Regions from separate parts of the Homo sapiens genome. Here regions 1, 2, 4, 5 and 6 are each linked to region 3. Evidence: chromatin loops called from intact Hi-C (ENCODE). Cell type or tissue: heart left ventricle. All regions are shown on one strand.

Evidence for each region. A loop is a pair of places that touch in the nucleus more often than their neighbours do. Peaks named below come from ENCODE experiments on the same cell type or tissue, not always from the same donor. Only the 100,000 strongest peaks of a DNase experiment are listed, where the experiment ranks them.
Region 1: it touches region 3 in a loop (5-fold over the local background); 91 of 110 quality-filtered maps call a loop at or near these places.
Region 2: it touches region 3 in a loop (8-fold over the local background); 24 of 110 quality-filtered maps call a loop at or near these places.
Region 4: a loop joins it to region 3, with 2.5 times the contacts of the local background. A loop is called at or near these places in 9 of 110 quality-filtered maps.
Region 5: it touches region 3 in a loop (3-fold over the local background); 6 of 110 quality-filtered maps call a loop at or near these places.
Region 6: a loop joins it to region 3, with 16 times the contacts of the local background. A loop is called at or near these places in 103 of 110 quality-filtered maps.

Annotation. Positions count from the first base shown.
Region 1 is chr4:16,197,429-16,201,428 of GRCh38, forward strand. All of the region lies in intron 3 of TAPT1 (transmembrane anterior posterior transformation 1), which reads right to left. Among named protein-coding and RNA genes, the nearest start is that of TAPT1, 27 kb to the right of the region's middle. In heart left ventricle, a CTCF peak has its summit at 1,923 (motif pointing left); no DNase peak of the experiment used is centred here.
Region 2 is chr4:16,441,795-16,445,794 of GRCh38, forward strand. All of the region lies in intron 2 of LOC105374505 (a long non-coding RNA gene), which reads left to right. Among named protein-coding and RNA genes, the nearest start is that of TAPT1-AS1, 220 kb to the left of the region's middle. In heart left ventricle, a CTCF peak has its summit at 1,906 (motif pointing left); no DNase peak of the experiment used is centred here.
Region 3 is chr4:16,024,269-16,028,268 of GRCh38, forward strand. PROM1 (prominin 1) reads right to left here. Exons shown (of 28, transcript NM_006017.3): 6 at 924-1,044; 7 at 27-90. Among named protein-coding and RNA genes, the nearest start is that of PROM1, 58 kb to the right of the region's middle. In heart left ventricle, a CTCF peak has its summit at 2,092 (motif pointing right); no DNase peak of the experiment used is centred here; H3K4me3 peaks cover 440 bases; H3K27ac peaks cover 201 bases.
Region 4 is chr4:16,162,763-16,166,762 of GRCh38, forward strand. It overlaps TAPT1 (transmembrane anterior posterior transformation 1), which reads right to left. Exons shown (of 14, transcript NM_153365.3): 13 at 3,871-4,000; 14 at 1-775. The coding sequence ends at 546. Among named protein-coding and RNA genes, the nearest start is that of TAPT1, 62 kb to the right of the region's middle. In heart left ventricle, no CTCF peak of the experiment used is centred here; no DNase peak of the experiment used is centred here.
Region 5 is chr4:17,467,206-17,471,205 of GRCh38, forward strand. No RefSeq gene overlaps it. Among named protein-coding and RNA genes, the nearest start is that of QDPR, 43 kb to the right of the region's middle. RefSeq lists an enhancer at 3,527-4,000. In heart left ventricle, a CTCF peak has its summit at 1,619; a DNase peak (open chromatin) is centred at 3,636.
Region 6 is chr4:16,262,782-16,266,781 of GRCh38, forward strand. No RefSeq gene overlaps it. Among named protein-coding and RNA genes, the nearest start is that of TAPT1-AS1, 38 kb to the left of the region's middle. In heart left ventricle, a CTCF peak has its summit at 2,251 (motif pointing left); no DNase peak of the experiment used is centred here.

The DNA.
Region 1 (4,000 bases), 170 kb after region 3:
CTCTACAATCTTCTTTAACTTTTAACTTACGTGACTGAGAATTCTAAAGCACAAAACGAAGTCACAAATTTCAGGAGAATAGAGGGCTGACAAAAATGCCAGGTAAATCAAATGTACATAATTAGCTATTTTTCATTCAATTCTACAAGCAAATTTGGAAAAAGGATGTTTCGTACCTCTAACATAATATAGAGCAGTCTGCTTTTCTGAAAAACAAAAAATTCTATCATTCTTCCAAGGAATAGACACTTCATATAATAAATCAAAACTTAGTTCTGTTTTATATGTCATGAATCATTAAAAAGATTATCCTCGTTCAAGAAGTTTCTCAAATGATTTCTAAAATGACACTACTCTTATCTGGGAAAGAGGGAAGATATACATAAGTGAATCTGCTTTTAAAGAATTTAGATGCATTTTCTAATTTTTTTTTTAAGTCTACAACAAAATATTTGTGGGCAAAGATTTTTCAAGGTTGTTAATTCATCAGAAACTATTTCAGTGAAGTATTCTTGAGATCACTGAGGACAGACATTAACTTTTAGGGAGGGAGTGCATCCTTGGCAAACACCACACACAAATATGACTGCAGATAATTACCCTGCCAACATCTCATAATGAACAGTACTTAAACAACAGGGTCAAAGCCAGCAAAACACCCTGCTGGATGAGCCATCATGATGAAGGCTGGGTTTACTTAAGGCACTGTAGAACCACCCTTGTCCTCAGCCTTAGTGAAGGGACAGGGTCTTTATTTTACTTAAGTCAAAAACCATGGCAAGTTTGCAGAAGAACTAGAAATAGGTTCAAATATTAAGTTATGAAGCAGAGAACACGGGGGTCTATGTGCTTTAAAAAGCTTCTCACAAATGCTGTACAAGATGTAAATCTGCAAACAGATGAGGTGAGAACACTGATCTCAAATATAAAAAGAAGGCAATAATTTACATTATTGATGTGATACTGAACCAAACAGTTCTAGAGTCTGCAAAGAGTTACTGTTTTCACGTCAGCATTGTGATTAATTTGACAAATGGACTGTTTCCTCCCTTTTGTGAAAACAATTTCAAAGAACAAAGAGACTAGGAAGACAGTAAGTTTTTACAGAAAGAAGATTGAAATACAGGAGAGTGAAAAAAAAAAATTATTTAAAAAATTGCAATCAACTTCTTTGCCAGTCTATTTCACTTCTTCTTATTTCTTTGAAAAAAATAAAGTCAGACTGAAGGAAAGAGCACTTTTTGCTTGCTGAAAAGGATGGAACATGACATCACTACAGGCAAGACAAATCGAATAATCTTTAATGGAAGTAGAAAACACAGGAATAAAAGCTATCAGAAGGCAAAATCTGGCTATTTCTAAATAATCATTTGGTAAACCTAAAAAGTATTTTTATATTCCAAAATATTTGAAAGGTCTTAGACTTAATATTAACAATAGCTTTGTTTATGTAACTTTTACCTTATCAAATATTTCAAGTTTCGTGACTTTAAAAATAATGCTCAAAGAGATATTTTCTAAATTGCTCAAAGAAACAAAAATTGCAGCCTATATTACTGTAAGCACAAATTACTCAATTTTGATAAACCATACTTAAGGCACTAAGACATTAGGCAGGATTTTCATATTCTGTGTAACCTGGCCTATCCTCAAAGCATTTATAATTGCCTGAACTCCGTTTCATTTAAAATTTAAATGAAAATTTAAGTTTCATTTAAACTCCTATCATTTAAAATTGCTGAAACAGTTATATAATTTTAACTGCATTTCATGTTTTTATACATATAAGTATTTATTAGTGATAGCATGAAATTAATTTTTCAGTTAATCCAAAGCAGAAATAGTAAGAAGTGTTTGCAGGGGAAATCCTCAATGGAGTCTTAAATGTCATGTGTAACAGGCTGCCCTCTAGTGTCATTTTAGCTATAAAACTTTGAAAAAAGAAAACATCTTATTTTCAAATGATACTCAAATTAATTTAGATTCAAAGTATTTCAAACTAATGTAAGAAAGCAATCATCTTATGCACTACAAAAAATCTTAAAATATCTAAAAAAGGTTAGAGGTAGGGATCATTAACCACTAGTAAAAGTAAATACTGGCAGAGGATTTAAGATTTCCCAGTTCCCTGTAACATCTTTTAGTTTTTAGAACAAACACTTTAAGAATTTTTTTTTTTTAAAGAGACAGTCTTGCTCTGTCAACCAGGATGGAATGCAGTGGTGCAATCACAGCTTACTGCAGCCTCGAATTCCTGGGCTCAAGGAATCCTCCTACCTCAGCCTCCCAAGTAGCTGGGACTACATGTATGTGCCACCACAACTGGCTAATTTTTTATTTTTTGTAGAGACAGGGTCTCGCTATGTTGCCCAGGCTAGTCTTAACTCCTGGCCTCAAGCTACCCTCCCACCTTGGCCTCCCAAAGTTCTAAGATGACAGGTGTGTACCACCGTGCTGGTCTAGAAAAGACTCTTCTAATGCTATTTTATGTGCCCTGTACCCCCACGTAACAGGGGCTACACAGAAATGAACTTGAGTGCAACACAGTTTTAGATGCCTGTACAATATAACAAGGTGGAACTTCAAACAACTGTCCCCGAAGAGAGACCCTTGGGATCACTGGCAAATCACCACTGTTACTTAGTATACCTCATACGTGTGCTAACCAATGCCCAAGGAAGGGACCACTCCAGAAGGAATACAGTCATTAGCTTATCTATCATTTTAATGTTTTACCACATTGTGCCAACAGCCACTAAGAACATGACATGTCTTTAAAAGCCGTCCACATAAAGATGGCTAGAACATGAACTTGACGCACACTGTTGATCAAAGAATAACTAAAAAGTAATGTAGCTCATAATGTAGATGTGAAAAGCCCTACATAGTATTAGTTATTTTCTTTCTTTACTTGAGACAGGGTCTCACTCATCACCCAGGCTGGAGTGCAGTGGCATAATCATGGCTCACTGCAGCCTTGACTTCTCAGGGTCAAGTGATTTTCCAACCTCTCAGCCTCTGGTGTAGCTGGGACCACAGACATGTGCCACCATGTCTGGCTAATTTTTTAAATTTTTTGTAGAGACAAGTTCTTACTATGTTGCCCAGGCTGGTCTTGAACTCCTGGCCTCTAGCGATCCTCCTACCTTGGCCTCCCAAAGTGCTGAGATTACAGGCATGAGCCACCACATCCAGCAATATTAGTAATTTTATGTCATGTGTTTCACCTGACTTTATCTAAATTTCCATGTTTCTATTCGCTTTATCCCGTTCCAAATAAAGATGTATATTTGGTAATGTTCTATTAGATTGTATTTGGGTCTTCTGAAAATGAACTAAAATGCCATGATATCATGAAGCTCCCAGGAGTGATAAAAGAAAATAGTTTATTGTGGTTAGGTTTTGTTAGTATTAATGCACCACGCTACAAATGCCTTTAAAAAGGCTTGTTAATAATAAGGCCTTCTTAAAACTTCTCCCAAAAGAAAAAAGGATGTACTAGAAATGCCTTAAAGCAAATAACTAAATTTCTAAAACTACCTTCCCATTTGATTAACTTGTGATTAATAAAATATGTAACACTAATTCACTGTTATCCTGGAAGGCAAGTAAGTTACAGAATATAGCATATAACAATGACAGGAGCTGAATTTTTATAATTGTTTTACTCCATGTAATCTTGCAAAACAAGCATTTTAAATCCTTTTATAATGTGATCATCATAATAATTATTCCAATTTATACTGGGAGGAATTTCTATCAAAACTGATTGTCTTATTTTTAAAAAGACTGTATGTGTTACTAAATATCAAGTATACGCTCATTTACTACTTTAAAAAAGAACCTTTCATGGCTTCAGTCTTTTAAAAAAACAAACCATATAAATGTGTATATCGACCACTAATTTTTAACTCAACTGCTATGGTTAAATTATTTTATTAATTATATATTTTATACACCACGGAACAGTCACCATAGTTCAATGAAGTCTCACAAATTA
Region 2 (4,000 bases), 420 kb after region 3:
GTGGCATATAGCATACAAATTTATTTTTCATTTATGAGTCTTAAGTGATTGTCACACTAATGTGTATGTATATATATATATACACATATATGTGTGTATATATGTATACATACATATACTTATATACATACATATATGTACATATATACACACACACGTGTGTGTGTGTGTGTGTTTCTCCACCCTTTCCTGTCTCCTTGAACTATTGAGATGATAGGAAAAAGCTTTAGGCATGCCAAAATGGAGATATATTTGTGCCTTTCAAGTGACAGTTTTGAGGATCACTGGCCCACTGATGCTTCTATCTCTTTAAATTCTTGATTCAGACCAACTACCTAGAATGAACCTTTTCCAGGAGAGACTGTTACCCAGTGGACGAGGAGATGGTAAGGCATAAGTAGGTGCAGCTGGCATGGTCTGACAAGCGTGTACCGTAAAATGAAATCATCGCACCAGAAGATTCGAGGTGATAAAGTAAAATATGGAAATTTGAACAAAAAAGCAAAGCAACTCATTGGAGAATTAAAGGCAAGACTAAAAGTCTGGAATAAAGGGGTAATCGTGCTTCATTTTATGGCAGTGGTTTGTGGTTTTATTGATTGGTTGACTGATTTGTCATTTGTTGAATGCCTATGTGACAGATTCCCTAACAAGGGCATCTGTGTGTGTTATCTTGATGAACTGTAATTGAGAACTGTAGTCTTGATTCCTTAAGTGTATAGACTTGTCTTGTTTACTTTTAATTTTTTTCACCTCCAACATAACCAAGTAGTGATTATAAGGCATCCCTGTAAACCTTTTAAGCTGCTTTTCTATGTTTAAGGACATTCCTATCTTATGAGTTTGCTTCTTTCCAAGGTGAAAGCCAGAAACTCACCTTCCAACTTTCCTTGCTCTGGGTCAGACACAATGGTGTGAGATGTCCATGTGGAAACTAGTGTAATGGATATCCAGGTGCTAGGCAGTGACAGGCACGTGGTCCATTGCTGTGCAGAAGTAGCAGTGTTGGCAGAGGTTCTAGTGGTGCCCCCAGCATCAGAGGAACAATCCATGTTATCTCTGCCCAGAAGTGGCAGTGGTTGTGCCACTTCTGAAGCAGTCCTTTGTTGTAATTTGAAAGTTATTCCTGAATTTGTAGTCTTCAGTCTTACTTCAGTCTTTCCTTAAATTCCTAGAGCTTTTGTGATCAAACCAGTTGAAATAATCTCATAACTGATTCAATGTCATACTCACGTTTCAAATTTCAAAATGATAGCCTGAGAACTATTTGAAATATCTTCCTTCCACATCAAACACCTGAGAATGATAGAATTTTTTTAAAAAAATAATAAAATATTTATTTTAGAAACAATAAATAAATAAGAAAAAGTAGCTTTTAAAAATTAGAGAAAATGGGCTGGGCGCAGTGGCTCACACCTGTAATCTCAGCACTTTGGGAGGCTGGGGTGGGTGGATCACCTGAGGTCAGGAGTTCAAGACCAGCCTGGCCAACATGGCGAAACCCCGTCTCTACTAAAAATACAAAAATTAGCCAGTCATGGTGGCAAGTGCCTGTAATCCCAACTACTTGGGAGGCTGAGGCAGGAGAATCGCTTGAACCTAGGAGGCAGAGGTTGCAGTGAGCCAAGATTGAGCTATTGCTCTCCAGCCTGGGTGACAGAGTGAAACTCCGTCTCAAAAAAAGAGAGAGAGAGAAAACATTTCCTGGACCATAAGCTGCAAACAATTCCTAAAAGAAGGGAAGGCTGTGGGTCAGTCAGCTATTGCTGTGTAACAAACCTTAAAAATATCAGTGGCATATAGCATGCAAATTTATTTTTCATTCATGAGTCTTAAGTGATATGTGTCACACTAATGTTGAGTTTTATCAGTGAATTAATGGTCATCTCAGTAGTGACACCTGCTGGTCAGGAAGTAAACTCCATTAGTGGCTTTCCATTACACTCTGGATTAAGACCCAAATCTGTAACATTGTCTACAGGGCTCTGTGTGCACTCCCTCATCTCTCACTACTTCCGGCCTGGCTTATTCCATGGCAATTACGCTGCCTTCATTTAGCCCCTCAAATCAACTGGAATATTTCTAGACTTGAAAACTTTGCACAAGCTGTTCCTTCTATTCAGAGCACTAACATCACTCTACTTCTCCAATTTGCTTGGCAAATTCCTTTCTCTTCAGAAATCAGTTTAACCTCATCTTACCTATACCTTCCCTGTCTTTCCAAGCTAGAATAGTTTTCCTTATTATCTGCTCTTATGATGGCACCTGTTGCTTTCTGTTTGTGTCACTTAGTCACAATATAGTTTTCTATTATATGCCATACTTTGTTTAATGTCTGTTTCTCCAGTGTGGCTAGAAGATATTTGAGGGTTGGAATCATGATGTTTTTGTTCAGTGTTGTATTATGAATTATTGATCCAGTGTTGGGTTTTTGGTAGGTTTTCAAGAAATATGAATGAATGCCTGTTTAAATAAACTGATACGTCAGGGTATGCACAACTAAATTATGAATATATACCAGTGAATTTTGTGAATGTAACTTTTGTGGTTGACTGAGTAAAACATGCACCTCTGTGAAAGAAAGAACTGTAGGGAATTTGCTAGTGTTTGGTTTCACAAAAATACTGAAAGTTAGTTTGTCTATTATTCTAAGATTGGCTCTTAGGTAATCAACATGTGTCACATTAAGTTGAGCTTTACCAATGAACTAATGGTCACTCAGTAGTAACACCTGCTCTTCAGGAAGGACACTCTTCCTTCTCCCCATTAGCTATAATATTTTTATTGTCCTCCTCTTCACAGCTTCTATCAAAACTTGAAGTAGACAAGGACCTGATATGCAATGGACTGAATGTTTGTGTTACCCCAAAATTCATTCGTTAAAATCCTAACCTCTAAAGTGATGGTATTAGGAAGTGAAGACTTTGGGAGGAGAGTAGTTCCTGAAGGGAGAGCCCTCATAAATGGAATTAGTGCTCATAGAAAAGAGGCTCCTTCTACCATGTGAGGTTATAATGAGAAGACAGCTGGCTGTGAGGAAGAGAGCCCTCACCAGACACTGAATCTGCTGGAGCCTTGATCTTGGACTTCCCAGTCTCCAGAAGTATGAGAAATAAATTCCTGTTGTTTATAAGCCACCTAGTCTATAGTATTCTGTTACAGCAATCCTAATGGACCAAGATGTTTTTACAACTTGTACATATTGTTTTACAATCTTGTACATTGTACAACAATGTACAAGAAGTTTTTAGTTGCCTACCTAACCATCCTATGCTCTTTCTTGTTAATTAGAACCAATTTTGTTCAGACCTATCAACTTCAAGTCCAAGGATTTTATAAGAGATGAGTCCAGCCCTAGTCCTAGGTATGAGTCTTGATTAGTTTCAACCAACTATGATGATTATGAATAGATTTTCATTAAAGAAAATTGAGAACTCCAAAAAAGTAGAAAACATACTGATATTTCACTATGCAAATGCAACCACTTTCCATATTTTCTTGAAATTCCTTCCAGTCTTTTTTCTATGCACCAGTGAATTGTTTTAGCATATAGTATTCATAACCTCATATGCTATCATACCCTACCTATTTACATATAATACATTGTGCTCCTTTTTCTAAGTCTAATTCATTCTAATTTATTTTTATTGGCTGCATATTTCTTTAAGAAATTATTTCTCAACTAACATAAAGATGTTACTGTTTGTATTAGTTTCCTAGAGCTGTGGTAACCAATTACCACAAACTGAGTGGCTTAAAACAACAGAAATTTATTCTCTCACATTTCTGGAGGCTAAAAGTCCAAAGTCAAGATGCTAGCTGGCCATACTGTCTGTGAAGGCTCTAGGGGAGAAGCTTATCCAGGCCTCTCTCATGGCTTCTGGTGTTGCAGGCAGTCCCTTGCCATGTAGATGCGTTGCTTCAATCTGTGTCTCCATCCTCATATGGCCTATCCTTGTGTGACTCTGTATGTCTTCTCTTTTTCTTATAAGAACACTAG
Region 3 (4,000 bases):
GTGAAGCAACTTTAAATTTTACTCACTGTTCAGATCTGTGAACGCCTTGTCCTTGGTAGTGTTGTACTGGGCCAATATATATTTGATTTGCTGAAAAAAGAACATTCTGTGAAACCTCCCCTTCTAAGGTCCAAAGGCAATAAGAGGGCAAAAAGAGATTTAATATACAAAAGTTTTCCTGAATCAGGACATTTTCAGGTAACCAGCAAGTTCCTAGAAACCTTTCTGCTTTCTGACAAGTTGGAACCCATGAGCATCACACATTTAGGCTGCTTCCTGCCCAGACACTTTTTAAAACGATGTTCTGAATAGGTAATTCATCAACATACTTCTGGAATACAGAAGAAAGGGTACTTCCTCTCCCATCCCCAACCTTCAACCATCCCATTGCCCTTCTCTAAAGACAATTTGTGTGTCCGTGAGTATGTGTACGTGTGTGTGTGTATGTGTGTGTGTGTGATAGAGACTGCTTGTGTGTCCTTCCCAAGGAATTCGATATATCTATGCAGACATTAGCAAATGGATGTTTATAAAGCTGGATGGTTTCATTACAAGAGTAACTTTGTACAAGTGATGGAAAGTTAACTATACTGCCAAAAAGAAAGGATAATAAGGCCCAAAAACTTTCATTTTTTTAAAAAATCATAAGAACCTTAAAAGTGTTAAGTCCTTCTATAATATGTACTGTAATGTTAAGTTATATCTCAATAAAATAAAAACACCAATTCTGAAATTCGGCTTTTGTACTCTTGAAAATCACTTTCCAGGGCTTTATTTATTCATCCAGGACATTAACAGATAACACCAGTCTACGCTGATTCACTGTGTTTCTAGAAGGTTTGATTGAGATTCCAAATATACACAGGAACTCCAAAAAACCAAAAATATAAAGCATCGCGGTACATAGAGATGATGGTTTTTACCTCTGGAGTTTCATTCAAGAGAGTTCGCAAGTCCTTGAAATTGCTATCTGCCAGTTTCCGACTCCTTTTGATCCGGGTTCTTACCTGGTGATTTGCCACAAAACCATAGAAGATGCCAATGCTGCAGGAAAAGGCAGAGAGAAGAAAGAGCATTTACTGTGTGGTCCATGGTTCTTTGTCCAGGTCCAGGCAGCAGAGCAGGAGTCAGGGAGGAGCCCGCAGAAGGACTGGCCTTTCCTCTCCCGCTGCCCTCTCCTCCCACATCCTTCCCACCGCCATCCCACAGTCAAACCACCACCCACGTAGGGGCTACAAAACAGGACTCAGTCCTCTCAGAGGAGGCAAATTTCCATTCTGTTCAAAATGACTCTCGTCAATGGAACAATGTTCACAACAAATTGTGGAGGAAATAGGTGCAAAAAGGTTATAAGGCAGCATGCATGATCCAGTCCCATTCCTGTCCTCATGTGAATGTGTGTACACACCCTCCTGTGTGAACATATGCATGTGTGTGAACACACACACACGCACACACACACACACACACACTTCTGCTCCCTGACCCCCCAAAGAAGGCTATAGAAAAAAACATCAAAATGGTTAAGAGTACTTGGGCTTCTAAGGCTTTTGGTTTCTCTAATTGTCTGTTAGTGCCTGTATTGTCCAGGTTGGAAAGTAACATGAGTTACTTTAGCATTAAAATGGTATGTGAGAAGCCACATACAACAGAGCACCTATGTTTTATTTCATCTACAGAAAGTGCAAAAACAAGTGAAACGGTGGTGCTGGAAGTCAGTGGTTATGCCCAGAGCAGGGGTAGAATGGCAGAGTACTCTGTTCGTGGGTGGATTCACTTCATGGACACTTACGCATATGTACTTGTGAAAAGGACACTTTCCTCCATGTGAAATATACTTCAAAAAAAGCTGCAAAAACGCCATATGAAAGGCATCTTACAGGAAAGCCTTCTCTATGTGAAAAAACCAAAACGTCTTTTTTCAAGCCATCTAAAATGTCTAATGTAATAATTTTTAAGGGCTCTTACTGTTGACTAGTTACTAATAATCCTTTGACTTAAAATAATTTGACCAATTGGCCTGTTTTTGTGGCAAAAAACGTTCCATTAGAAGGTGCTAATTGCCAAGGTTCTGTTGAATTTGGCCACTAGATGGCAGTAAGGAACTACATAAACATAGCCGAACTATTTTTACCTGCAGAAGCAAGTAAAAAACTTGTTAGTTTGTAATCATCCAGTGGAAGATGTAGATATGGTTTTAGAACTAAAGTTTTGCAAATAATAGGCAAACTTTAAAAACATATCAGATGCAGAAAATCAATACATTGCCTCTTCAGCAAAAGCAATGTCTTGAGGCTTTATCGTGCATATAATTACGGGTAGGATGACTAAACATCCCATTTTTTGTACCTAAAATCCCATGTCCCATTTCTCCATCCTGGGTAAATGGGGACAGTTATTCACCCCACTTATAGTATAAATACATTCCAAGGAGCATTGGTTCATTACTGGTTTCAAAACATACTTTTCCTTTGCAGTATAACATAGGTCTATTAGGTTTCCCAAAATGCTCCAAAAAAGTTTATGTAATATAACGTTGAGGGATATTTCCTATGGTCAACAAGTTGCAGTGTACTGAATACTAGACTAGGGGCACAAGATTTGGGTTCTGGGTCCTGTCCTGCCACCACCGTACTGTACAAGCCAAAGAAAATCACTTTCTTTCTGTGGACTCCAGTTGGTACCTCCAAACTGAAAAGATCAGTTTAGATCTTTAGGTGTAATTAGATAAATTAGATCCAGTCTAACTTAGATTAGATAAGTGCTTCTCAAGCTGTAAAGGAGAGTAGTACTGGATGTACACGTTCTCTAAGATTTTTAAGTTTGGGTTAATTCTGATGGTAATCTTATAAAATAAATATTAACAATATTCTGTCCCATTTGGAATGACCGCCTTATAATTTGTCCTAAATTTGCATTGGTATTTTGGGAGTCAATGCACTACAGCAATAAGAGTTATGAAATCAGGCACTCATGCCAAAGAGGTCAAATGACTCAAAATAATGATTTTGGAGTTTTGTGAAGAAGAAACACACACACACACACACACACACACAAAAGTTGAGTCAGCAATGCACCTGGAGCTTGCTGCCATGCCAAATTCAAAACATGCTAGACCATGACAAGTCAGGCTCACCACCTGAACATACCTGATGTTCACAATGGGGACTCTTGCTCTCTCTTCCCAGCATGCCCAGATTATTTTATTCACTCGTCAGATTCCAGATACAAGAAGTCAAAGTGAACTTGGGAGAAAAGCACCAGTCCAAGTCCACTTTCACTTGACCCTCACTGACCCCTCCACCCATCCCCAAGAGGGAGAAGAACCTCCTTGCCTTGAACTCCCAGAGGCTCCCTTTAATTCTGATGGGATATGTCTCACTTCAGACTCTAATGTGTCTTTATTCTTATCTATGTTTAATTTTCCTAAAAAGAGGTGGAAACTACTTCTTTGTTAACTTTGTATAATGCAGTCTTGTCTACACCGGGTGCTCCAGGAAGGTGAGTTTAGGGGTCAAGCTTTGGTTTCATTTGGGCTATTTAGAAGACTGGCCGTATGTCTAAGTGTGAGTCAGAAACTGTCTTTGTGCCTTTATTGAATAAATGTCCTTACTCACAAGATCATCAGTCAGTGAAATGAATTGCAATACATTTCACTACAACACTCGATTTCAATGCTACATATTTTAGACCTACATTTCTACTAATCGATAATAGATCTAATTAAAATTAAAGCATTGATAATTTTTTAAAAAAACTGTACTAAGCTGGGTGTGGTGGCACACGCCTGTAATCCTAGCTACTTGGGACACCGACATGGGATAATCACTTGAGCCCAGGAGTTCCAAGTCCAGCATGGGCAATATAGCAAGACCCCATTATTAAAGAGAAAAAGAAAAAAAATCTCTACTAAGTATAATTATAGAGTAGAAGTTAGTGATTTTCAAAGCTGATTTTCAAACTAATGCACAAAGTAAATTTTGTATTTAAATTCTAATGC
Region 4 (4,000 bases), 140 kb after region 3:
TATTCTGATTAATTAAGATACATCTTTAAGGGTTATTCTGGTGGTAAGAACATTTATCTTGACTTATGTTTAATTTTTTTAATGCTTTGGCAGATGAAGTAACGTTTGAAAACTGTTTGTGAAAATAGTATGAGACTGGAAAGATTACGTCGTGGTAAAAGTTTCACAGTTTTCCAGGTATTTCCTTATACTGAAGAGGCCTTGAGGCAAATTCAACATTCTGGAAGCCCAGACTGACAAAGCAAAACAGATTTTGATGTTGCCTTTGTTGGGTCCTGGAAATGATGCTGCTGCTTGGCCAGGCAGGAGGAAGTTTTATAATCCATCAAGCTTCCCAGACAGTCAAGGCCGGAGGTCGCTCCTGTCCTGTGGTCTGACCCTCAGCCAGGCCATATTACTGGAAGAAAGATACTAAGATTTGCTTGCCAATAATAATTTAAGTTTTTAAATAAATATTTAAGTGCCATGTTTAGCATCTATTTGTCCTGGCAACACAGCACTTGTTGCCCCAGGACCCAGCTTCTTCAGCGCATGAAGCCACAGATTCAGTCAATTCGGTTTCCACAAATTGTGAACCTGTCTATCTCTAACAAATCTTTCTTTGAGGATCTGTGTTTTAATTCAGAATTGTCCTGCGTTATGTCCTTCTCGTCACCATCTGGAGTTGTCAAAAACTGATCAGAATTGCTTGTCACAAGTAATGGTATGATATTTTCCTTTTGATGAATAGGTTGTTTGGTGATGGAGGCAGACAGGTTTTCTTCTGTGGAAAGGCCTGTGATAAAATAGATCCATTAAATTAGAGAAAGACTTTTCTCCAATTATTAATAAATACAAACTTACCAATACAGTGGTGCTGAAAAAAGTGCCCATTATCCATGCTTTCCGATAAAGCAAATGATAACCAAATAGCATGTTGTATAAGCAGCCATCATTTATAATAAAACTTAGAGGCTAATCATCTGTTTGTTCAACTTTATGGAAGGGTACATTACATTGCTCGTATCACACAAACAATGCCATCACCCAACTGCAGAAAGATCACAACTCCTACATTACGGCTCCTCTCTATATAATCAAGACCTAACATGACTGTTGGCAGTCCTGAAACATTAACACTTGCTCCAATACAGAACATCAGGGAGTGGGCCAAGAAGACTTTACTACATTCCACCTGTCATCTGTAGTCACTTCAGCTACAGATGGTTTAGCATCATCATCTCTGGGAAGTCCAAACCAGAGGTTAAAAACAAACAAACAAATAAACAAAACCCCCAATGTTCATTTTAGGCCACAGAGATCCTGGAGCCTGGCTTTGGGGACAGCTGGGCTGGGGCCTGGAGAGACTCATCTGAATCATACATTCAATCCATGTAAGAACAGCTTCTTTGAGGCAAAAAAGACACACCATCAGCTGTACACATTTAAAATGTATAATCTGATGAGTTCTGACATGTGCATACACCTGGTCACACTACTGCCATGATGGAGGTAATGACACATCCAGCTCTCTTGTAGTAATCCCTCTCTCCTGCCCTCACCCCCAGAACCGCTGTCTTTTGTCTCTTTTACAACGTGATGAATCTGATGCAGCTTTGAGAGACAGCCCCCTCCCTCTCTTTAGCTTGACTTCAACACCCTCCTGCATGTTCTCCAGTCTGTGTTCTCCTGACCTCCAAGACATTCTGAGCAAACACTCAGGTCGTCATCCTGAATGTACTTCTCATAACATGACCCCTGAGTCAATGGCCCTGCCCTGCAGTACGTGCTTAAAGCTTTTATCCCCATTAGACTGGATCCTCCTTGAAAGCAAGAGTGACGCTTACTAACTTTTTGTTTTTATATTTTTTGTAGAGATGGGACTCACTAGGTTGCCCAGGCTGGTCTCGAACTCCTGGGCTCAAGCGCTGCTTCTGCCTTAGCCTCCCAAAGTGCTGGGATTATTAAAGGCATGTGCCACTATGCCTAGCCTAACTTCTTAACTAATATGCGTAACAAGAGAACACGTACAGGCCCCACTATGAATTACCTAGTTGGTTGAAAAAAATGCAATCCTTATTACTAATAGTGTTCTTATAATGAAAAAAATAATTTCCCAGTGATTATACACATTGTTATTTTACTTTATTTTCGCTTCCGGTTAAGTACAGATGATGAGCACAGACCCACTTTCAGGTAGGACTCCAGTCCAGCCCAACTCTCCTCTCCTCCCTCTTTCTGAAGCACACTCCACACTTGCCATATTGAGCTGCTAGTTCTCCAGACGCTTTTCCAGGTCTCCATGATCTAACTCATGCTGGCCCTTCTGGAGTGCCCTTTCCACCAGTCTGCCCTGGGCCAGTTTCATCCTTCAAGCTTTTAGTTTAGAAGAACCCCCCTCTCCTGTCCCTCCAAACCCTCTGCTCACCTATTTGGACCCCTGTAGTTACATGAGGCCTTGAAGGACATCCTTTATTTTTCTCTCTTCAGCATCTCCTCTATGACCTTGCACACAGTTATTCCACACATTTAAAAACACATCATTTAGGCCAGGCATGGTGGCTCATGCCTGTAATCCCAGCACTTTGGGAGGCCGAGGCAGGCGGATCACGAGGTCAGGAGATCGAGACCATCCTGGCTAACATGGTGAAACCCCGTCTCTACTAAAAATACAAAAAATTAGCTGGGCGTGGTGGTGGGCGCCTGTAGTCCCAGCTACTCGAGAGGCCGAGGCAGGAGAATGCCGTGAACCTGGGAGGCGAAGCTTGCAGTGAGCCGAGATCACGCCACTGCACTCCAGCCTGGGCGACGGAGCAAAACTCCGTCTCAAAAAAAAAAAAAAAAATACATCATTTAAACTAAAAGTTATATGAACAAATACCTCTGTGAACAGGGAACTGCCACCTAACAACAAAAATTAAGTCAACGTCCCAGTTCTTCCTCCAAATCTTCCAACCCAGAAACCCTGGAATCATCCTGAACTCACCTATTCTTCTCACACTGCATAACTTCCTCACCAGCAAATACTTCACGCAAACCTCCCAGGTCTATCCAGAACCTGGCCAGGTCTCCCTGCTCACACCACCTACCCTGCTCCTGGCCAGATAGCTGCCTCTCTGGTCCCTACCTCTGGGCCCACCCCTCTGGAGTTTATTTTCCACAAAGCTTGAGAATGATCCTTTTAAAATGTCAGCTGCACCATGCCACTGCTCCGCTCAAAGCCCCGCAACAGCCCCCTTCCACCTGGAAGGTTCTCATAACAGCCTGCAGCTCTCCATGGTCCCCAAGACCCCCTCTCCAGTCCTTTTCCCTGGGATGGGCCACTGCAGCCATCTGGCTTTTAATGTCCTTTGATGCGCCAAGCATCTTCCTGCCTTGGTGCCTTTGCTGGGCCTGCCGGGCCTCTGCCTGGGAGCTGCTCCTGGAAGGCTGGATGTGCTGTCTCGGGCTCCAGGACTCTGTGCAGTGCCATCTCCTCACACTTGGGGGAGGGCCCAACTCCCTGTTGTACTTCCCTTTCCCCGTCCTGCTTTTGTTTTCTCTGCAGTTCCCCGTCACTTGACATAGTGCATATTTATTTCTCTCTACCCCTCTTCCCGACAATCTAGAACAAGCTCCATGGGAGCAGAGAATTGCCTTTCCACCCCACTGCTGTATCCACTGGAGCTGATGTGTCGCAGATGCTCAATGTTGAACAGCGAATGAGTAAATGGAAAAACTCAGAACACTGGGCCAGGTATATATGGGATGAAATCTAAAACACAACCATTAAAAGACCCAAAAATCTATGCAAAGGGAAACCAATCTTTAAAGCGTTGCTTAACATTGATCAAACTGTGATTTAACTCTTTGAAAATGATCCAGGGAAGTGAAGAAAGGGACCAAACCTACCTTGAGAGGGTTTACATTTGTTCTGTGATTTACTGGACGGCTTGCCTGGAGTGCAGGTTGCGGGAGGATTCGACAGCTTCTCTTCCATTTTGGCTTCCTTCACATACTGGCACGATTTCCCCAACAGCAC
Region 5 (4,000 bases), 1.4 Mb after region 3:
GTAACTATAAGATGATCAATTTGTATTGTTTTAAACCAATAAGTTGGTGGTAATTTGTTACAGCAGCAATAGGAAGCTAATACACTATATACATTACATTATGTAGTGTATTCCTCAGGTAATGTTTATTTTTTATGCACTGTCTACTTATCCTCATCCTCACAATAATATCCATGTATTCATGGTTTTGATGTGGTTGCTATGTATTTTCCTAATACACATCAAAATAAACAACAGAGCGAGACTCTGTTGTTTATGATTATTAAATAAGAAGCGTTCACCTGTGTCCCTCCCCATACCCCCGGTACACCTGCCCCGAGGGCACAGTGTGGATCCCACTTTGGAAAATTCTGGTGCAAAGGGACGCTCAAGGCCCTCAAGATGGGAAACCAGAGTTCCACGCCTGGCTCTTCCACTGATGGCCTTGAGCGGGTCACTCTGAAACTCCTGCTCCCTAGCACTCTCCTCTGTACAGGGGTTCCATAGAATTTCTTGTTGGACCGCAGCCCTCTGCTGTCCACCAGGATTACCCAGGACAGTCGGTGGCTGAGCAGAGAGTCAGCCAAGGGTTTCCATTCCCTGGGCCCTTAAACCCATTCCTCTTACCTGAGTTCTCCAGCTTGAACCCCCCACGCCACCCCACCCTGTACATGGAGTCAGAAAGCTGAAGTTTAGAGCAATGACAACCTCTCTCCACTCCTCTTTTTCCCTCCGGAGCATCTACGCATCAAGCCTGGATGACATCAAAGAAAAAAAGCTGCTTCACGTCTCCCTCCACCCTCCGTCGGTCACTCTGAATCACACTCACATAGAGAGAGGATCAGCCAACCACTCCAGTGTGGTTTAAAGGCAGGAACACTACAGTAGAAGTTCAAAAATCTGGTTTAAATATGGCTTCATGACCTGCCAATCCGGTGACCTTAGCCTCTCTGATACTCAGTTTCCTCCTTTGTAAACAGGGAAAATCTGACTTAGCTCAAACTATGAGTATGAAGATTCAATGAAATAACATAGGCTCAATCTCACAGCACCAAGCCTGATACATGGTAGGTATTCAGCAAATGTCACCTGAGCCTAAATTGGAATCAATAACCATTTCCAAAGTGTGCAGAGGGGACGGACACTGTACAGGGACTCCTGATACGTGACGGCAGGGCACAGACCTTTTCCCATGGCTGGCGGACATACTGAGGTCTACACTGCTGTTGCGATGACTGTTGCTGTTTGTGTGCTGTTGTTTGAAGGTGGATTGGGCTTTCACGATGTTGCAAACTTGGCGATGTTTAGGAAGCTGCTACTATTACATTGGTGCAAAAGTAATAGCGGTTTTTGCTATTGCTTTTAGTGGCAAAAACCGCGATTACTTTTGCACCAACTTACACATTTTTGAACCTATTTCCACTTCTGTGAAGTAAGCCAGAGAAATGAGGGGAGAAAGGGTGAGGGGAAGAAGACAGGAAGGCAGGAAAGGAGCGAAAGGCAAAGTGAACAGCAGCAGGTCTCCAGTGCTTGGGGTGACTTATCGATCTCAGATCCACTCACAGGGCTGAGCAGAGGCCCCACTAGGCAAAGAAAACTGAACCAAGTTTCCCACGCTAGTTTTCCAAGACGAATTGTCTCATCGGCTGCCAATGCCTGCCCCCTTGCAGAAGTTCTTCAAACTGCTTGTATTTTTATTTATTTATTTATTTATTTATTTATTTATTTTTAATGCCAGGACACTTGGAAAGGCTCACAATGAGAAAATGTTTTAAGCTTCCAGAGGTTCCCCGTTGCCTAAAGATAAAAACCACCTGACAGAGATCCTTCATGATGCAGCCCCTGCCCACGAAGACACCTCTCCTCCATGCACTCCCCGCCAGCACTTTATCCTGTAATGATAACAAGCTCCATAGTTCCCCAATAATTAATTGAGTTGATAAGAGGCCAACTTGGGAATGAGATAGACCAGAGTTCAAAATTCTGATGCTTTTTCCTCTAGCTGTGTGGCTCTGGGTAAGTTATCTAACTCACGGCTGGGCACCGTGGCTCACGCCTGTAATCTCAGCACTTTGGGAGGCTGAGGCAGGTAGATCACCTGAGGTCAGTAGTTTGAGACCAGCCTGGTCAACATGGTGAAACCTTGTCTCTACTAAAAATACAAAATTAGCCAGGTGTGGTGGCACACGCCTGTAGTCCCAGCTACTCGGGAGGCTGAGACAGGAGAATCACTTGAACCTGGGAGGCAGAGTCTGCAGTGAGCCGAGATCATGTCACTGCACTCCAGCCTGGGCAAGACAGAGTGAGACTCCATCTCAAAAAAATAAAATAAAAGAAAGAAAAGATATCTAACTCTCTCAACTTGTTCCTCATCTTTAAAATGGGAATAATAACAGCACTTACCTCCTAGGGTTGCTCTAGAATTAAATTAGAATTAAATGAGGTAACGCATGAAAAGCATCTTCTAAGGGTGCTTTATGCCCCATGCACTTTAGCTGCCAAGGGTAAATGCAGCCTGTTCTTTCTTTTCTTTTTTTTTTTTTTTAATTATACTTTAAGTTTTAGGGTACATGTGCACAACATGCAGGTTTGTTACATATGTATACATGTGCCATGTTGGTGTGTTGCACCCATCAACTCGTCATTTAACATTAGGTATATCTCCTAATGCTATCCCTCCCCGCTCCCCCCACACCACAACAGGCCCCAGTGTGTGATGTTCCCCTTCCTGTGTCCATGTGTTCTCATTGTTCAATTCCCACCTATGAGTGAGAACATGCGGTGTTTGGTTTTTTGTCCTTGCGATAGTTTGCTGAGAATGATGGTTTCCAGCTTCATCCAGCAGCCTGTTCTTTCTACCCCTGAGCCATTCACTTAACAAGCGCTTATTATGCATTACTTGGATGACAAAGGAGGCATAGTCCCTGCTTTAAAGAACTTGTAGTTGAGTGAAGAGACAGAAATATAAACAAGTAACTATTATACTCTTAATTTGACAAAGGCAGTGTTTGAGTTAAATATAGCTTGTGTCCCTCTCAAGTCAAGCAAAACCTAAGATAAGGGATTGTATGAACTAATTTATTTAAGGAAGTGGTCCTCGGAAGCAGAGTTGGGGACTAGGGGCATAGGAAGAGTGAAACAGGGCAGGAGGGAAAGCCAACACACATTTTATTATGTTGGTGCAAAAGTGATTGCGGTTTCTGGTATTACTTTCAATGGTAAAAACCGCAATGACTTTTGCAGCAACCTCATACCAAGCTGCATCACGTTCTAAGTAACTGGGAATGATGCCACTAGAGGCTGTCTAAGGAGTGGTGAAGAGTGATGTGCCTCATTCTGACACATCGTCAGAAGGACAGGAGGGGAACATTCGTCCACCAGCCCGTCTCCCAGTGGTCAAGTGTGTTGCCCCTTGGAGCATTAACTCTCCACCCTCCCAGGTTTGCGCATGTGTGAGTGCCTGGCACATTTCTGCAGACATCCCATTCCTCAATGTCAGGCAAGCCCAGAGGCAGAAAGCGAGGTAGGCAGGACAGCCAGGGACATGCGGTCAGCTTGCACTTGCTCAAAGCTGGTGGCCCCAGCCATGACTGGAATAAAATGTGGGCAGGGAGGATGCAAGGCGAGGCACAAGAGGTGGCCAATGACGACACAGGAAACTGTCGGTAGGAGGGGCACCTGACCCAGCCCAGCCTTTGGGCAAAGGGATGGGATTTTATCAGATAAGGGTTCCTGGAACGGATGACTATGCCAGGTCTAGGAGGAGTTAGCTGAATCAAGGTGGAGAAGAGGAGAGAAATGGCTGGGCTAAAGCAATGGAGGAAGGTGGAGTGCAGAGGCAGGAGGAGGGCAGGTTCAAGGAATAATTAGGGGGTACAATTGTCAGGGCGAGGCGAGGGACGGGATGATGAGTGGGGAGTAAGAGTGGTTGTGGATAACGTGGTTTCTGACCCCCGTGTCTCCACTCAAGACAGAAAGGGAGGAGGAGAATGTGGCTCCCAGGATGGATACTGAGCTCTGA
Region 6 (4,000 bases), 240 kb after region 3:
ACAGAGTCTCTCTCTGTCATCCAGGCTGGAGAGTGCAATGGTGCGATCTCAGCTCACTGCCACCTCTGCCTTCCGAGTTCAAGCGATTCCCCTGCCTCAGCCTCCTGAGTAATTGGGATTACAGGCGCCTGCCACCACGTCATGATGATTTTTGTATTTTCAGTAGAGATGGGTTTTCGCTATGTTGCCAGGCTGGTCTCGAACTCCTGACCTCAAGTGATCCACCCGCCTCAGCCTCCCAGAGTGCTGGGATTACAGGTGTGAGCTGCTGCGCCCAGGCGCCATATTAGTTTTGACTGTTTATATGAATAGTATCAGATAGTATACACTCTTTTGTGTCCGGACTCTTCAACAAAGCATTTTTGAGATTCATTCATGTTGTTATCAGTAATTTGTTCCTTTTTATTTCTGAGTGGTAGTCTATTTATAAATATACCACAATCTGTTTATCCAATCAAACCACACATTTGGGTTGTTTCCAATGGTTGGCTGTTATGAACAAAGCTACTATGGAGATTCATGTGCATATACATATGCTTTGATTTCTTCTGGGTATATACTGAATAGTGAGATGGTAAATATACATTTAACTTTATAAGAAATTGTCAGATGGTTTTTCACCAGCAATGTTGCTTCTTACCTTCATTAATACTAGATATTGCCAGTCTATTAAATTTTATCCATTCTAAACTATAAGTGCAGTTATATTTTATTTTGGTTTAAATTTGCATTGGTCTAAAGACTAAAGATGTTGCCTATCTTTTCATGAGTTTATTAGCCAATAAAGCATCCAAGTCTTTTGTCCATTTTTTACTGGATGTTTGTTTGTCTTCTTGTTATTGAGTTGGAAGAATTCTTTATATATTCTGAATACAAGTGTTTTCTCATATATATGGATTGTGAACATTTTCTCACAATCTGTGGCTTGTCTTTGCATTTTCTTAATAGTGCCTTTTAGAAAGGACAAGTTTTGATAAGGTCAAATCTATCAATTTTTCTTTTATGGTGTGTCCTTTCTATTCTATCTAAGAAATCTTTGCCTGTCCCCAAAGTTGTGAGGATTTTCTTTTGTGCTTTTTAATGTAAATTGTTTTCCGCCTTGTAGAAGCTTTGTAGTTATGGCTTTTTCACTTAGGTCTTACCCATTTTAAATGAATTTTAATGTGTGGTGTGAATTAAAAATTGAGTTTTTTTTTTTGCGTATGGATAGTTCGTTTTTTGCATATGGATAGTTAGTTTTTCAACACCATTTACTAAAAAGACTACTGTATTTCCATTTGTTTATTTTGGCATTTTCAGCAAAAATTAATGGGCCGTATATGTTTGCATATTTCTAAACTCTTCATTGTCTTGTCTTCCACTGATGTGTATGTCTCTCTTTGTATCTCTGTCATACTGTCTTAGTTACTGCAGCTTTCAAATAAGTTTCGAAATGAGGTAGTTTAAGTTCTTAAACTTTATTCTTTTTTTGTTTCAGAATAGTTTTGGCAATTCTATGTCATTTGGATTTGCAAATTATTGAATTAACTTGTCAATCTTTACCAAAAATACTTGCTGGAAATTTGATTGGGTAGAATTGACATCTTAATAATATTGAGTCTTCCAATCTATGAAAGTGACTCTCTATCAACTTAGCTCTTCCTTAATTTATCTCAGTTTTCTGTAAAAAAGTTCAAATTTGAATATGGACAATTCTGCATACACACACGCGCACACACACACACACACACACACACACACAGAGTTCAGGCCAGGCAAAACATGTTCATGCCCTGAATTTGTAGAATGCTACCTATGGCCTTAAATATTTCAGTTGCATTGGTATGTTTTTTTCTGCGTCAAAAATTTTGGCATTCTTTTCTAGATCACTAATTGCCAAATAAAATCCTGACCTTGAGAAAGACTTAATTGTAACTAATTGTTGGTATCTTTTAAAACTTCTTTTGGCTTAGAGGTGAGTTTTCATTTCCTTTATCTAAATATTAATGAAGAAAAGATGTCAAAGAGAATCCTAACCCCTCTAGCCATTAGTTCCATAATTTTTACTTAAAATAGAATGTGTGAATGTGTGGAGAAAAAAAGTCCTCTAAAGGACTTTAGAGTTATGCTGAAAAAGGACTAGAACTCTTTCTATTATTTTAGAATCTTTGTGAGGCTGACATTTGCTATTAAAGTAGCTTGTTACAGTTTCGTTATTTATAACCTTATAATGTCATTATTTGTTATTACATGCTGCCACCTAGTGAAATTCATAGGCTTGACGATAAAGAAGCAGGAGAGCTGTGCCTGGGATCTCAGATTTGTGCTTTTTGTTTCTGAATTTTGATAAGTATCGGGATTTTCCCAAATTATGTAGCACTTTAGGGTGAAAACACTGGTATAGGTAAGATTTCCTAGGAAAAGCTCTCTATAATATCTATATGTTTAGTCTTTTTTCCTTAGGAGAAAGTTACTTTGTTAGATTTTTGGAGGACCAAGATAAAATTCAAAGGGATATTATGTATTAAACATGTTTTAGCCGTACTTACACCTGCTTTGTTTTGAAAATTGTCATTTTCCCCAGATATGTGAAAGTTTAGGAAAAAGGGGAATTTTCTGGAAAAAAAAAGTCATCATTAGTTTGATTTTTTTTAAAGAAAGTTGCTCCTGCTCTACCAGGCTGCAATCTAATAAATATTTCCTATTATTCATGGCTTTTCCTGCCATTCCCCATCACCAAGCCTTCTTGTGCCTAATTCTGAGGATTTGTCTAATTTCTCAGTGAAGCACTTAGGATTTGAAATTCATAATATGTTAAAAACAAGATCACTTACTACAATTAGATAGATTCATAGCATTTCCCTTAGCTAGCCATGACCTCAAACATTAAAAACATGTACCTCCCTTACTTTATAGAAGAAACATACACCCAGACAGGCCAAGTAGATTTACCCGGTCTCCGAGCTTCTTCATGGCAGAGCTGAGCTTAGGCTGAAGTGTCTTGATAGCCATCGAATGTGCTAGATGCTGGGATGTGCTCCTTGTCCTCGGTGAGAGAGCGGGATAAGACTTACCTGGTGTGGAGAGGAGCTGCAGTATGGTAGGAGGAGCAGGATTAGCTGCTCAGAACAGGGCACTTCTGCTTAGCAGCATCTGCAGATGTCAGCAGCCCATGAAGAAGGGCTCATCAGCAAAGTCTTGGCTCCCCTGTCCCTGCCCAGCACATGCAGGGCAAGGAGAGACAAGACAGAGCTTACAGGGCATGCTTCTGCTTTCTCTCGCTGAGGGCTGGCCTAAGCAAAGGGGTCCTGAGCTTGCAGGCTGGCAGCCCAAGCCATGCTCACTGCCTCCAGGAAATGAGTTTTCTATGCAAGCCCTCCTCCCCAAAAAGTTGTGATAGCAATATTAAAAGTAGCATTATTATTGGCCTGGCGTGGTGGCTCACACCTGTAATCCTTTGGGAGGCCAAGGCGGGCAGATCACCTGAGGTCAGAGTTCAAGATGAGCCTGGCCAACATGGCCAAACCCCATTTCTACTAAAAATACAAAAAAAAAAAAAAAATTAGCCAGGGGTGGGGGCACACACCTGTAATCCCAGTTACTTGGGAGGCTGAGGCAGGAGACTTGTTTGAACTTGAGAGGTAAAGGTGGCAATGAGCAGAGATGGCACCACTGCACTCCAGCTTGGGTGACAGAGCCAGACTCCATGTCAAAAACCAAAAAAGTAGCATTATTATTAATATTAATTATCAATATTAGCTTGATACTACCTTTTTCATAGCAGCAAAAGCAATGTTAGGGATAAGAGAGTGACTATATAACAATAAAATAAAAACAGGAAGTTAAAATAGTCTGACCCCACCTGCGGCTAAGAACATCGTCTTTCAAAAAGCTGAAGTAAATACCTAAAGAATTTCATGGGTATATTCTTACTAAATATGGGAGAATTTATCATATGTTCTCAAAATTTGATAAAACAATTTGTTTAAGGATTTAGAAAATTTGAGCAATACAATAAGAT